Regions from separate parts of the Homo sapiens genome. Here all the other regions are linked to region 3. Evidence: chromatin contacts called from ENCODE Hi-C or POLR2A ChIA-PET data. All regions are on one chromosome and are shown on one strand. The core of a region is the stretch at or near the end of the contact, and the rest is flanking DNA. Distances in the headings are between cores, read along the strand shown.

Region 1 (2,700 bases), core at 57-2,556, 7.1 Mb before region 3:
CTGACAAGATGGCAGAATTCAATGTTCGGGAAGATTAGTTACGTGGAGATGGGCTGGATGTGGCCTGGGTGGGAGTGGGGGTTTGAGTGCCACACTGGCCGGGATTCAGGGAGCAGATACTGGAAATGACGACAAAGCCCACGACTGGGAGAAGGGAGAAATGTTAAAACGCTGCCAAGTGACTAAGGACTAATTCTATTAACAGATTAAAAAGTTGATTTCTAGTATCTATTCAGGGAAGGACAAAATACAGGATTCTGTTTTACTTATAAATGTAGTTTTGGCATCCCACATCGCTGCAGCACGCTGTACTGCCGGAGACTAATTCCTCTGCGTTCCTAAAGGCTACTTCCTGCTAGCCAAAGCACATTTTTAAAAAGTGAGAGTCATGGTTCATAATCCATATTTGGCAAAAAGCACAGGCAGTGCCAAGTTGAATTTGGGTAAGCAGTTTGGCATAAGCTATTTCAACAATGAAATGGCCGATGTGATGATCCTCAGGGAATACAAAAAGCCTCCTAGCAGCCTTCTGTTAAAAACTTTTTGGTAGGGATGAGTCTTTCTAGCTACTCTAAGACACATCTGATCAATAAAACGCCCATCCCGGAGCAGCATCTTGGCCCTCCGGAGATCAACGTTTATAGCGGGCTCCTCTTGGACTCTCCCTCTCCCTTTCCCTAAAGGAGCGGGCAAGACCAGGCCTCACCGGAAAACAGCGCAGCCGACCGCCCTCCACCCCGGGAGCAGGGGCCGGGCTCCCCTCCCCCAGCCGAGGCCGGCGGAGTGCGGCGCTTTCAAAGGCCTGGAGCCTGGTACTCGGCGCAGCCGGCCCTGCAGCCTCGCTCGCCCCATCCCGGCCCGCTCACCTCGACCCGGGCCGGCTCGGGGCCCTGCACAGCCACAGGCTGCGGCTGCAGCTGCTGGGCCGGCGCCGGCGGTTCTTTGTTCCGGTGGCTAAGGTCTTCATCTGGGCCGGCCCGGACCGCAGCCGGGGCCCACAGCAGCGGAACCAGAAAGAGCAGAAGCAGCCGGGGCGCCGATGCGCGGCCGTTCCCTGGAGCCGCGGCCGCCATCCCGCCTGCCGGGCCGGCCGCGCACGGGCGCCGCAAGAGGAAGTGCCGGCGACGGGAAGCCTCGACCCCGAACAGCCTCCGCGGCGCGTCCTCACGACTCGCCGCCGCCGCCGCTTAGGGAGCAGTCAGCACCATCCGGGAGGTGCAAGCAGCGGGAGTGAGGTGAGGGGCAGGCCGAAGTCCGCAGCCCCGGCTCGGCGCCCGTCCTCTCCGGCGGCGGCTAAACTGGAGTCAGCCAGCTGCCTCGGCGCGGCCCAGCCCCGACTCCTCCCGGCCCCGTCCCTGCCCGCGACGGCCTCCCATTGGCCCGGCGACCGCCTTGGCGTCGTGACGTCCTCTGCCAGGTTGAGGTGCGGCGCGGGCCCTCCTCCCATTGGATCCGGCGCTCCCGGCAGGTACCCGGCGCCGCGTGTCCTTCCTCTGCTCGCATCCTCACCGCGCCGCGCCCGGGGCTCCCTTTCTCTCTCTGTGCCCCACCGTCCCAGGACTGCGAGGTCCTTCACTTCTGCTTCCTCCAGAGCCTTCCGCCGTAATGTCCGCACCCGCTGTTCCCTGCGCTTAGTCTCTCTTAGAGGTCAAATTAGTGCGAGCGCCTCTGGTTACGTGGCGCTGACTCGCAGGCACTGCCACGCCCAGCTCTGTTCCGCTCTCCCCCGCCGAGCCTCTGTGCCACCCTCCATGTGGCCACCTACCGCCAAAAACGTTCTTAGGAGCTCAAAATGCTATTTTTTTTTTAAAGTTCTGAAATGGGATTTGGAAATAACATGACATTTTTCAAGCCTTGTTTTAAGATACTGCCTATAATTACCCCAGACCAAAAATGGCTAACGTTGCCCTTGTCCAGTATGGCCTTGACGTTTTGGGTGCATCTTGTTTTGTGCTATTCCTTAGACCCTTTAAAAATGCTGGGCTTTTGAAATGGACTGTTTAAGACTTTTGCAGGATGGAGCTTTGAGTGGGCAAGACTAGAAGACAGGAAAGGATGGTCTTGAGTTAGGCTTGAGAATATTTTTACGTCTTCCCAAAAGAAAAAGTGAGCTACTTAATTACCATAAGTTTGAGACCTAGTCCCTAATAAAAATCGATAGTGCTAACCATGTGCCAGGCACTAATCTAATATTATACATATTTACATACAGTAAACCTGTACTCAGTAAAGAGCTAAGGAAGTTTATCACTAACTGAAACAAAAAATTAATCCACCAAAACAATCTGTGGGAAAGTGGGCAAACCTACTTTGAGTTCACCAAAGATACAGTGTTTGTCACAGGATAATAAAATTTCCGTCTGTTTTTTTGTTTTGTTGTTTTCTTTGTTTTTGTTTTTGAGACGGAGTTTCGCGCTTGTTGCTCAGGATGGAGTGCAATGGTGAGATCTCGGCCCACTGCAACCTCCTCCTCCCGGGTACAAGAGATTCTCCTGCCTCAGCTTCCCGAGTAGCTGGGATTACAGGCATGCTCCACCATACGCGGCTAACTTTGTAATTTTAGTAGAGATGGGGTTTCTCCATGTTGGTCAGGCTGGTCTCGAACTCCAGACCTCAGGTGATCTGCCGGCCTCGTCCTCTCAAAGTGCTGGGATTACAGGTGTGAGCCACCGCGGCCGGCCTCCGTCCATGTTATTCTGT
Region 2 (2,700 bases), core at 131-2,630, 5.7 Mb before region 3:
CTAGAGTTCAGTAGATATTTGTTGAATGAACAAATACCCTCCAGGGAGGGATACAATAAGTCTGATACAACTACTGTATTTTTCCTTCATTTTTTCTTGGCTAACCACACTCATTTCCTTCAGTTGTTTCCAAAAGGAGGTTGGCATCTCTCACTGTCCTCATTGACCTCCTTTGCACTTTCTCCACGTCAACAGTGACCCATCTAAAGCCGACTACTGTGACATGAACACTGCACTTGAAGAGCCTGACCAGCGCTGGGCTCAGTAGAACTATCCTTTCTTCTCCCATGGTGTATCCTCACTGTCCAGGACTCTCTTCTCAGAAGCCCACTCCTTCCCCTGTGCTGTTTATATGCTTAATGAAACCAAGTACCCAAAGTGACCGTTCAACTGTTACTAGGCAGCTAAGTAGACTCCATTAAACCTTTTCCTTCCTTCCTCCCCTTCTTTCTTTCTCTCCCATTCTTCTTTCATTCTTCTCGTCCTTCCTTCTATCCTTTCTTCCTTCCTGCCTCCTTTTCTTCCTCTCCTCTGCCCTTTCTTTCAGGTCTTTTTTGTGGTAGGAACTGGTAAGAAAAGGAAAGGAATTCCCTAAGATTTTAAGGAAACAACAACAAAAACCAGGTTATGTTTGGTGAGAGAGTTGGGGCAAGAAACTGCATCTTCTAATATGGAATCCAGGTAATTTATCAGTTTTTTTTCATAGCATGACTACGGTGAGATTTCTTGTAAGAAAAAAAAAAAAATACCAGCATCGCTGGCCTCATATATTGGATTATACTTAAGGGGATCAAGGGATAAGATGTTTGAATTTGGAGATGTCTTGAAAAATCCTGTGGTGAGCACAAATGTTTGCAGTGTCTCTGCTGGACTCCTCAAATTGGGAAAAAAGAGACTCTGGTTCTCATCATAGACTCAAAACCTGAGGAAAAGCGAGATGCGATTATTAGATAAACTGGCAATGACACGCACAAAAATGTGTCTATTCCAGCCAGGGCTTTTCTTTTCAGTTGTTTGTTTTGGTTAGAGATGACTTTGGGGAACTGCATGTCCCACTGGACATTCCAAGCTGCGTTGTCGGAGTCGCGGGTCGCGGCCTCCAGTCAGCGGAGCCGCCGCCCCCAGGGTCCGCCACCCAGAAGTCGGCGGAGGGGGGCCCGCCGGCGGGAGCGCGCGCCCCGGTCGCCGTCTGCGGGTAGAAGCAGAGGAAAGACGGTGGCCTGGGAGCGCGCGAGGCCGCACGTGCGCGCGCCCGCCCGCCCGCCAGCCAGTCCGCTCGCCCACGCGCCCACGCACGCGCCCGCCCGCCCGTTGGCCCGGGAAGTCTCGCGATGCCGTAGCCGGCTGCTCCCGCTGCGGGTGGCTCGGGCTGTTGCTGTGGTTTCCTGAGTTGCTGCTGCTGCGGCGGCGGCAGCGGCGTCTGTGCTTGTGGAGGTGTCGGCCTCTGGGCGGATGTTGACATTGTGTTGTTGTTATTGCTGATGGTAATGGCGGCGGCGGTGGCGGCGACGGTCCAGACCCCATCCCCTCTGTAGCCGGAGCCGAGACAGCCGACAGCGAACTCCGCGGCCTCGGAGCCGGCGGCAGCGGCGACTCCCCTCAGCCTCCGCCGCCTCGCCCGCCGGTACCCCGGCGCCAACCCCGGGAGTCAGGCCCTTTGGGCAGGGGAGCTCGGAGGCTCAGGATGGCGGATTTCGACGAAATCTATGAGGAAGAGGAGGACGAGGAGCGGGCCCTGGAGGAGCAGCTGCTCAAGTACTCGCCGGACCCGGTGGTCGTCCGCGGCTCCGGTCACGTCACCGTGTAAGGCCCGGAGGAGGGCGAGGGCGGGAGGTGCGGGCTGGGGTGGGCCCCGTTACTCCACGGGAGCCCCGTTTCCCCTGTGTCCGTCTGGTGTCGGGGGCCTTCCGAAAGAGTAGGCAACCAGGAAGTGAGAACTTGGCTTATTTTCATTTGTTTGGGTCTCCGAAGTGGGGACGGACGCTGTCCTTCCTCCTCCACACACCCCTTTAGCAGGCCCTACAGGCCCGGGCGATGTGACGATCCCAGTAGGCACGGGTTTTCATTAGGGTCTGCCCTGCGGGCCACCCTTCCTCTTCAGGGTGGAAGTACGTGTATTGACAGGGAGCCTCCTTGTTTTCTCGCCCAGTTACCCTGTGGTTGTCTGTGCCTTTGCACCCAGTGACATGGCTCAGAGGCCAGATCTGGGCCGTGTGAGACCCCAGTGACAATTGGCAGCGAAGCTCCGTTTCGTGTCTATTTCACACATACCCACAGGTCTCCCAGTTTTTCCACTAATTTCCGCAGAACTAATGCAAGTTCTTGTAATTGTACGTGATAAAAATATATAGTTGAACACAAATTTAAGATATACAGAAAGAAATATGTTTACAACAACAACAACAACAACTACGTGAGGGACATACACTCTGCTCAGGTTACTGAGGGAAAATTGTAGTCCTGAAGCTCCTCCTTGGGGCACGAACTTGGGGCTTGTTAATTTGGAAAGTCCCACTAGTAACATTAAAAGTCTGATATTAATAAGGAATGAAAGCTTTCGGAAAGACCATGACAAAGGAATGTGAAGCCTTGAACCAAATAATGAGCTGTCCGGAAGCAGGAAGTTTTGTAATGTTTCACTATGAAGTCCACAGTTTTGTACCACTTGATGTATTACATTGATACTCTCTCATTTTAGAT
Region 3 (2,731 bases), core at 107-2,606:
TCTTTTTCTCTGCCCCTAGAAGGACGTGGAAATGAAAGATGGATGTGATAACTGTCAATTCAGAGCTCTGCAAAACGCCAGACTCAATTCTTGTTTTAGAAAATAAGAGCCAGGGCTCGTTCCACCCTTGACTCTTCACACAGAGTAACAAAAAAAAAAAAAAAAAAAAAAAAGCAGCACCATCCTCTGCCCTCTCTTCACACAAAGCAAGGTTTACCCCACTACCCAAAGGGGAGTGCTGATTCATACGGTCTCCCCATCCCCGCCAGAAATGGGTCCCAAACACCAACCGCTGCATAGACGTAGACGACTCTGGTCTGCCCCTGACCCCCACACCTGGTGATACCTCATCAAGCAGACCCCTCTCCTACATCCAGAATGCCCAGGGCCACCATCCGAAAGCCAGTATCTTACACAAAGCAGGATCCCTGCCTACAAAGCAGTTTCCCACCTCCGACTCCTCCCCAGGCGAACAGCCCTTCTCAAGCTGCCCCAACCCACAGACCCCAATAGGGTCCAGCACTCAGAAGGTCCACAATCCAAAGGACAACGAGCTACAACCCTGTTACTTGCGCACGCCTCGAACCCCCAACTCCAGCTGACGTTCCCTCTGCCAAAGCAAGAAAACCACAAGTCGCCACAGGAGAGCGGACCCGGCTACACAAAGCGAGGCGCCCGACCAGAGGGACCCTCAGAGGACGCTCTCCGCCCCCGGGCCCGTCCCCGCCCAGCTCCTGCCCGGCGCCTCGCGCTCACCAGCTCTCCTCCTCCTCCTCCCAGCCTGACAGGCGCTCCAGCTCGTCGGGCCGCAGCGGCTCCACCTCGTCCAGCAAGCCGCCCTCGCCCGCCGCTAGCAAGGAGGTGGCGTCCCGCAGCTCTTCGCTACTCGTCCGCCTCGGGCCCGACCCGGGCCCGCCGCCCGACTTGGCGCTGAGGCCCAAGGGGAAGCCCCGAGGAGACGCCGCGCCGGAGGAGGGAATGGACGCGCCGGCCCGAACCGGGCTGCCGGGCCCAAGGGAGCCGGCGCCCTGCACGGCCCCCGAGCGGCTCCTCAGCTGTTCGTTCTGCTTCTCCAGCTTCTTCACCAGCTCCTGCAGCTTCCGCACCTCCTGGTCCGCGTTCACGTTGGAGTTAACGTCCTCCATCCCGGCCCCGCCGCCGCCGCCGCCTCCGCCGCCCGCTCGCTCTCGCAGCGACAGGGAAAGAGACGGAGGAAAGAGGCGTCGCCGCCGCTCACTCTAGCCGAGGCGCCGGCATATAGCAGGACCAGGCCCCACCGCCAGGGTCCCCCCACCTCGGGTTCCAAAGCGCCGCTGGCCCCAGCCGAACTGCCTCATCTGCGCCGGCTCCGGGATTGGGGGAGGCGGCGCCAATATCCGGCCCCTGCCGCCATCTTCCCTCCGTCCCTCCGCCCCCCGCGGGCCGGCCCAGTCGGTGACCTCAGAGCGTCGGGGGTGGACGCGGCCGCCGGCGGGCGCTGAGAGGACCCGGCGCCAGCTCGCGGCGGGGCGGGGCCACGGACGGGGCCTATGGGGCGGGGCCGGTGCTTGAGGGGCGGGGATTAGGCCGGAAGGGGCGTGTCGGCGGATGTGGGACGCGGCCGGGCTGGCTAGGGAGGGTCCCTGCAGAACGGGAGGCCAGCAGAAGGCTCGCGGCGGGCGGGGCTGAGGTGGCTAACAAGGTCCTCGAACAGCCTCGCCTGTTGGTCTGGGCGTGTGGGCGTGTTCTCCACCCCTTACAGGGAGTGTGGGACCCGCGGGCCAGTCTCGCCCTTGTTCCGGGCCGGATCTCGAGTGGGCGCTCAGCCCGGCGGTGGAGAGACAGTTTACTTTGTTCAGCAAATATTTAATCGATGCCGACTTTTAATTGGAGATTGTCTCGGCTGGCAGGAGCCTCTAGACTGCCTGTGTCCTGTTTCTTCCCCTGAAAATAAGAAACCCCAGTTTCAGACAGTTAAGAGAGGTCTAAGGTCAAAATAATCATAATTTCTTGAGTGCTTCCTACTGGCCAGACAGTGTGCTAAGCACTTTTAAAGGCATTATCTCATCGGTTAAAACATAGTTTTCCCGACTTAAAGTTTACAGCACACTGGGGCGGAAGCGGGGGATAGTAAACCGCTTCTCTACTCCCTTTCTCCGTTTATTGACTCACACTCTGTTCTTTGGATCACTTCCTTCGGAAAAAGTTCCTCGTAGTGTGTCTTGACTTTTTTAAAAGTTGTATGTTAAAAGTAGTTAAACACGCTGACAGATACTGAAGAATGAAGAAAATTGTAAGAATGTGAAGTCTGCCTTTAGAATGCGGCAGGAAACCTAAACAAAACTTAAATGCTTTGTTTTGATCACATTATCACAGTCGTTGGTCTTCAGAGGTCAATTGTGAACGGCTTTGGCTTGTGTTTGCAGCTTTTCTTCAGTTGCCGCCTCCACCCTTAGTTTAATAACAATGATCCAGTCCTGTTACACCTGAGTGTGGACTCATGCCATGACTGACTTGCTTCTACCCTTTAGCTTTTCTAGTGCCATATTCTCCGCCTGCCATATCTGATTCTTTTCTTAAATCCCATACTCTCTCATTCAGGAAACCTCTTCCCAACAATTCCACAAAGATCTAATTATTCTGCATATTCTAGCACTACGTGATCAATAGTTCTCAATAGGTGTTTGCACTTTTTTTTAAATTGCTTTTTTCTCTAAGAATTATTTTTCGTTTGTTTTTGTCTGTTTACTTG

Evidence for each region. Hi-C counts contacts between places; a loop is a spot of excess contacts on that map. ChIA-PET counts read pairs that join two places held with the same protein, here RNA polymerase II (POLR2A). Pooled maps may share reads with other maps.
Region 1: a map of naive thymus-derived CD4-positive, alpha-beta T cell shows a loop between it and region 3 (12-fold over the local background). The contact joins the promoter of TMEM165 here to the promoter of SLAIN2 in region 3. A Hi-C loop is called at or near these places in 1 of 168 maps with a recorded cell type or tissue (naive thymus-derived CD4-positive, alpha-beta T cell) and 7 of 50 pooled maps. POLR2A ChIA-PET finds 5 or more read pairs at or near these places in 1 of 52 experiments (OCI-LY7).
Region 2: a loop to region 3 is called in a map of natural killer cell, with 26 times the contacts of the local background. The contact joins the promoter of CHIC2 here to the promoter of SLAIN2 in region 3. A Hi-C loop is called at or near these places in 1 of 168 maps with a recorded cell type or tissue (natural killer cell), 1 of 37 single-sample maps with no recorded cell type and 8 of 50 pooled maps.

Annotation. Positions count from the first base shown.
Region 1 is chr4:55,394,563-55,397,262 of GRCh38, reverse strand. TMEM165 (transmembrane protein 165) reads right to left here and starts at 1,306. Exons shown (of 6, transcript NM_018475.5): 1 at 867-1,306. The coding sequence starts at 1,073. RefSeq lists silencers at 631-1,100, 1,301-1,500.
Region 2 is chr4:54,063,285-54,065,984 of GRCh38, reverse strand. CHIC2 (cysteine rich hydrophobic domain 2) reads left to right here and starts at 1,380. Exons shown (of 6, transcript NM_012110.4): 1 at 1,380-1,803. The coding sequence starts at 1,685. RefSeq lists silencers at 1,073-1,312, 1,543-1,672 and an enhancer at 1,472-1,972.
Region 3 is chr4:48,340,154-48,342,884 of GRCh38, reverse strand. SLAIN2 (SLAIN motif family member 2) reads right to left here and starts at 1,356. Exons shown (of 8, transcript NM_020846.2): 1 at 757-1,356. The coding sequence starts at 1,145. RefSeq lists silencers at 876-1,185, 1,326-1,665 and enhancers at 496-1,409, 1,816-1,935.